Regions from separate parts of the Homo sapiens genome. Here region 1 is linked to region 2. A link is a loop called in an ENCODE intact Hi-C map of the cell type or tissue named here. Cell type or tissue: ovary. All regions are shown on one strand. Links, peaks and the distances in the headings refer to the core of each region. The heading gives the core; the rest is flanking DNA.

The links. Peaks named below come from ENCODE experiments on the same cell type or tissue, not always from the same donor. Only the 100,000 strongest peaks of a DNase experiment are listed, where the experiment ranks them.
Region 1: it touches region 2 in a loop (3-fold over the local background); 12 of 110 quality-filtered maps call a loop at or near these places.

The regions. Positions count from the first base shown.
Region 1 is chr20:37,573,483-37,576,293 of GRCh38, forward strand. All of the region lies in intron 2 of LINC01746 (long intergenic non-protein coding RNA 1746), which reads left to right. Among named protein-coding and RNA genes, the nearest start is that of LINC01746, 3.8 kb to the left of the region's middle. RefSeq lists an enhancer at 2,766-2,811. In ovary, for the core only: no CTCF peak of the experiment used is centred there; no DNase peak of the experiment used is centred there.
Region 2 is chr20:38,335,994-38,338,804 of GRCh38, forward strand. It overlaps BPI (bactericidal permeability increasing protein), which reads left to right. Exons shown (of 15, transcript NM_001725.3): 15 at 1,153-1,512. The coding sequence ends at 1,191. Among named protein-coding and RNA genes, the nearest start is that of LBP, 9.1 kb to the right of the region's middle. In ovary, for the core only: a CTCF peak has its summit at 1,829; no DNase peak of the experiment used is centred there.

The DNA of each region.
Region 1 (2,811 bases), core at 140-2,639, 760 kb before region 2:
GCTCACACAGCGCTCTCTTCCCCTCCCCCAAACATCCTAGCCCAGCCCTCTGAGCCTTAGTCTTTTTCTCTGTAAAATGGGGTGAATAGAGGTACCTGTTCCCTCATAGTGCTGTTGAGAGAATTAAATAAGAAAGTGCTTGTCAAGTGCATGTTCTGGGTGGCCCACTGTGAGGACTGACAGCCACAGCTCTTCCCTCTGCCTGGCCAAGAGGCACCAGCTGGGGTGCTAGATGTGAGCTGAGCCTCTGGCCTAGGGGACGAGGGGCTGCTGTAGGGCTGAGTGTATGCTGGGGGAGAGGGCTGGGGTGAGCTGAGGTGGGGCAGTGGATTTGCCCCCGAGAGCCTGAGGGGAGCCATCAGTGTGCTTTCAGCCGGGAATGTCGTGACTGCAGTGTGGGGTGTGTGCTGGGTTCAGAGGGGCAGCAGAGAGATGACAGGGTGGGGAGATGGTTGAGGTTGGGCGATGCTAACGTCCAGGCAGGTGGTGCGGCTGGGCTGGCACAGTGGGTGACACACATGGCTTGTGGGTGTGTAGCATAGTGTGCCCTGTGCATGGGCCTGCATGGGCACGTGTGTGTGGTCTATCTGAGTGTGTGTCATGAGTGTCTGTAGGGGCATCTGTGTGTCTGTGTAATGGTGCATGTGTGTCTGGGAGTGAAGTTGAGGGCATGCATTGTACTAGTATGCCTACCATACTTGAGCGTGTTTGCAAATGTGTGTGGGTGTGTGTCTGGCCCAAACCTGGCAGGCTGCGGTGGCAGAGGGGCTGAAGGCCTGGCAGTGGCCTGATGGGCAGCTTTGGAACTCCTTCCACCCCTCTCTCACAGGAGCTGACTCCCAGACCGAGGAGGCCTGCTGGCACTGAGTCCGTCCTGTATCTAGAAGGACTGCCATGGCCCTGGCAGTGGGGGAGGGCTCTTAGGACCTGGGGCAGGCTGGGGAGTCAGGACTGAGAAGGGAGTGGGGTGGGTGAAGGCTGGGTGCAGACCTAGGAGAGGGCCACCTCCCTGGACCTCTGTTTCTGTGTCTGTGAAGTGGGCCTTGAAGAGTGGCCCCAAAAGATACAGCTGGGCAGATCCACCAATGTCTGCTGGCTTGAACCCCACCTTACACAGAGGCCCAAACTGGGCAATAACTTGATGAGTGTTGCCCAGCAAATCAGTGGCTACTTGGAGGGCAGACTCCGGCTTCCCGTGGCCATCTGAGTCAGGGCCCTGGCAGGGATCCTGGAACACCAGCACTGGGCCTCCCTTCTCCAGGCAGCACCCAGCACAATATTCCAGCCTGGGGGACAGGACTGATAGATGCTGTCCCCTCATGTTCTGGCAGATGCCCAGGCATGACTTCAAAGCTGGAAACAACATGGGAATCCCACCATCAGAGCTCACAGCCTCTCCATTCTGCAGGATTTCAAGGCCAAGGAATAGCTTTTCTGCCTGTCATTCCGCCATTAAGGAGTCAGTCATTTGGCTATGTAAATCTTTCAAATGTTTCTTTTTTAAAATGTAGGTAATTTCAGAAAGTATTTTACTTTCCACCTTGGTTGTCAATTAAGATTGGGACCGGGGAGTTGAGTTGGACTCTTTATGGGGCCAGGTTACTGGGGGAGAGGTCCTGAAGTCAAACAAGGACCTTGTACTTGCAGTGATGAGCCCTGCTTTGAGAGAAATGCCAGCACCACCAGCCAATAAGATGGAGAGAGGGAGGAGGGTGGAGTATGTAAACTGAGGCACAAAAGCTGGGGCCAAAGCAAACACTTTATAATTGTTATTATTATTATTATTTGAGATGAAGTTTAGCTCTTGTTGCCCAGGCTGGGTGCAGTGGCACAATCTTGGCTCAGTGCAATCTCCCCCTCCCGGGTTCAAGTGATTCTCCTGCCTCAGCCTCCCAAAAAGCTGGGATTACAAGTGTCTGCCACCACACCAGCTAATTTTTTGTATATTTAGTAGAAATGGGGCTTTATCATGTTGACCAGGCTGGTCTTGAACTCCTGACCTCAGGTGATCCACCCATCTTGGCCTCCCAAAGTGCTGGGATTACAGGCATGAGCCACCACGCCTGGCTGCAAACACCTTATTAACAGATACCTTAGTTGAAGTTAAACACCCTAGTTAATAGCCAGCATCTTCATTAACTGTTAACACCCTAGTTAACTGCAAACACCCTACTTAACAAAAAGCTTACTTGTTGAACACTGTAGTATATAGTTAACAGTGAACACTCTAGTTAACAGCAAACATTGTTTTTAACAGTTAACACCCTGGTAAACTGTGGACATGCTACTTAACACACACTTTTGTTGACAGTGAACATGTTAGTCCACAGTGAACACATCCTAGTTAACAGGTAACACCTTCATTAACAGTTAGCACCCTACCCAACAACAAGCCCTTTAGCTGACAGTGGGTCTTTGGCAGAAAATTAGGTTGAGGCACTCACTGAGGGTTTTGGGAGAGGGAGGAAGCTCAGCCTCTGGCTCTGTCCTTAGGCCTGGCCCACCAGCCCCACAGCGCTACCTCCATGCAGTAGTGCCCTCTGGCTTACAGGGGGAAACAGGAAACCACAGCTGGGATGTGAATTCTCAGCCTGAGTGCCCTGTGCTTCCCTGGAGGGGAACTCAAGTTCCTCTTTTGTGTCAGAGATGAAAGTCTGAGCTACAGTAGGTGGGGAGCTTGGAGTGATTTGTGTGTCTCTCTTTCCTCTCACCCTCCCTTCCTCCTTGCTCTTGGTCTCACTGTTAGCCCCCAGCTGGCTGTGTCTGGGGCTCCCTTTTCTCCTCTACCTTGCACTCCAGCTGACCATCTCG
Region 2 (2,811 bases), core at 311-2,810:
GAATATATGTTGCACACCTTTTGCACCCAGCATCATACTAGGCACTGTGGGGTATAACATGTGGTCGACGTCTGGCAGATTTAGACACAGCACAGAAGTCTCCTTCGTGGCTTTCGCCCAGGCTGACTTCCGTCTGCATTTGACACTGATGCGCTTCCTGGGCATGCTTTCTTCTCTTAGTTTCCAGCACTCCCCTAGCTCTTGGTTGTCTACCTGCCACCTCCTCTGCTTGTTCTCCTGCCCCTTCTCTGCAAGCTGGAGATCTCCAGGACCCCTCCCCAGGCCTCTTCTCTTCCCCCGCCATTGGCAAGCCTTCGTCACTCTTGTCAACCTCTTCAGGCTTAGCTGCCACCTGCGTGCCACCCAATGTCCCAGACATGCTTCCAGTCTTTTTATTTTTTCCAAACTCTCAGCTTGTGCATTCGCAGGCTCCCTCAATGTCTCCACCCTGAGGCCTCTTAAACCCAGCATGTCCCCACAAAGCTGTCACCTCCGCAGCGAAACCGTCACCCAGCTTGCATTTCTCACCTTGGTCAAAGGCTTTCCTGATAACTTGTGGCCCTCCTGGGGAGCCTCGCATCACCCAGATCCCTCCCTCTCCCTTTCCCCCAATGTCCAGGCCATCAATCCTCAATTCTTTAGACCAGGGAGCTAATTAATGGGGCTGAGAGACTGTAGAAAAATAACCAAGAGTGCAGAGGAAACACATACCGCATATTCCTCACATTTTACCAAGTTCGTGTTTTAAAAAAAATGACCCATGGCACAATTTAATTTCTTCATTTCTAAAAATCCTGAGTGAAGGACACAAAGAAGCAGAGAGAAGTGGTTTTGCAGCCTTGATTGGAACAAGCACTCCCTTGAGCTGCCATGAGGCAGGGACGACAAATGAAGGCCTCTAAAACAGCCCGGGGGGTCTCCGTGTCTAAGAAGGAGGCAGCTTCCAGGGAAGCTGCTGACAGATTCGCAGATGTTGGCAGCTGTGGATGTGTAGATCCGGGCAGCGAAACACTGAGTGACCCCCACTGGCCCTGCCTTTCTCCTTCCTAAGAGGCAGGCTCCCAAAATGTCCTTCTTAAAACTCCAGTAGCTCCACACTCACAAACAAGGGGTGCATCTTCAACTGGTGACAACATTCTCATCTCTCCCTAGAACTTCCTGCTGTTCGGTGCAGACGTTGTCTATAAATGAAGGCACCAGGGGTGCCGGGGGCTGTCAGCCACACCTGTTCCTGATGGGCTGTGGGGCACCGGCTGCCTTTCCCCAGGGAATCCTCTCCAGATCTTAACCAAGAGCCCCTTGCAAACTTCTTCGACTCAGATTCAGAAATGATCTAAACACGAGGAAACATTATTCATTGGAAAAGTGCATGGTGTGTATTTTAGGGATTATGAGCTTCTTTCAAGGGCTAAGGCTGCAGAGATATTTCCTCCAGGAATCGTGTTTCAATTGTAACCAAGAAATTTCCATTTGTGCTTCATGAAAAAAAACTTCTGGTTTTTTTCATGTGGATTCTGTGTGCTGGTATTGTTTCTTGTTTTATGTTCATTTATTTATTATTCATTGGCTGTAACCAATGTGGCCGGCAGTGCCAGTTTACAGCACAGATACAATCATCTCTTTTTATTTCTATAATTAATCTCTGGAATCCCCACAGCCTCCATTAACAGAAAGTCTCATTGTTCCAAATGTCCTTGTGATTTTCTTAGTCCAAATTCCTAATGTCACACAGAGAGGGTCTGGAGAGTGGGTCAGTCCACTATGCTGTTGTTCTTTCCACTACCACATGGTGTGGCTGTTGACCCGTCATTCTGCACAGCCCATTGTCCTGTGTAGTCACCTGTCCACTAGGACTGTTGCTCCCGTCACTACCACACGGTGTCGCTGTTGAAAAGCTAGCCTGCACAGCCCACCTTCCCTGCCCCACACTTGGGCTCCCCGTTTCATCCATGTTCTCCTGCCCAGCCATTGTCCCCAAAAGCAGAACAATGGGCCAGGTGACAGAGTCCATTGGGGTTTTCTGCTTCAGTCACATCTTTGGGTGCAATTAGCACTTCCCCATGACTCTCCCAGCTCTAGTGTGGAAGCCAGATCACCAACCCAGACTGTCTTTGGAATTCTGGGGAGTTTCCTTGGGGGCTTTGGGCCATTTCCTGCCATGGGACATCAGAGGGGGCTATCTCAGCCCATGAGATGGGGTTTTATGGATTGTACTTCAGATTGATTGAGGAGTCCTGGAAGGCCTTTCTACACTGCTGACATGTGCTCTGAGACCATAAGGATGAGCAACAACACACTGGAGGAGTTCGATGCAGACGGTGGAGTGGGGGACCACATGACCAGATTTAGTTTTTAAAATGTTTTATTGTGACTTCTGAAAGCATCAGAAGGACAAGAGGGCAAGGGATGAGCACAAATTAGGAATGTGTTGTTATTCAAGCTTCAACCAGATTGGTGATGGTAAAATTGAAGAGAAGCATTTGTAGCGAGCAAAAGCAGATAAAAGGTATTTATTTTATTTATAAAGAAAAATGTACACACTTCTGCTGACATCATTGATTCTCTGTCAAATGGAGTTAAAGGCTCTAGGGCCACACAAGAAGGGAGGGCCATTGATCAAACACTCTCAGGAGTCAAGCAAAGGGCATGAATGATCTAATTTAATCCTGATAGCATTCTTCATCCCCCAAGATGGCAATTGCTCAAACTTTTTTGGTTGTTTGTTTTTGAGACAGAGTCTTGCTCTGTCACCCAGGCTGGAGTGCAGTGGCACGATCTCAGCTCACTGCAACCTCTGACTCCCAAGTTCAA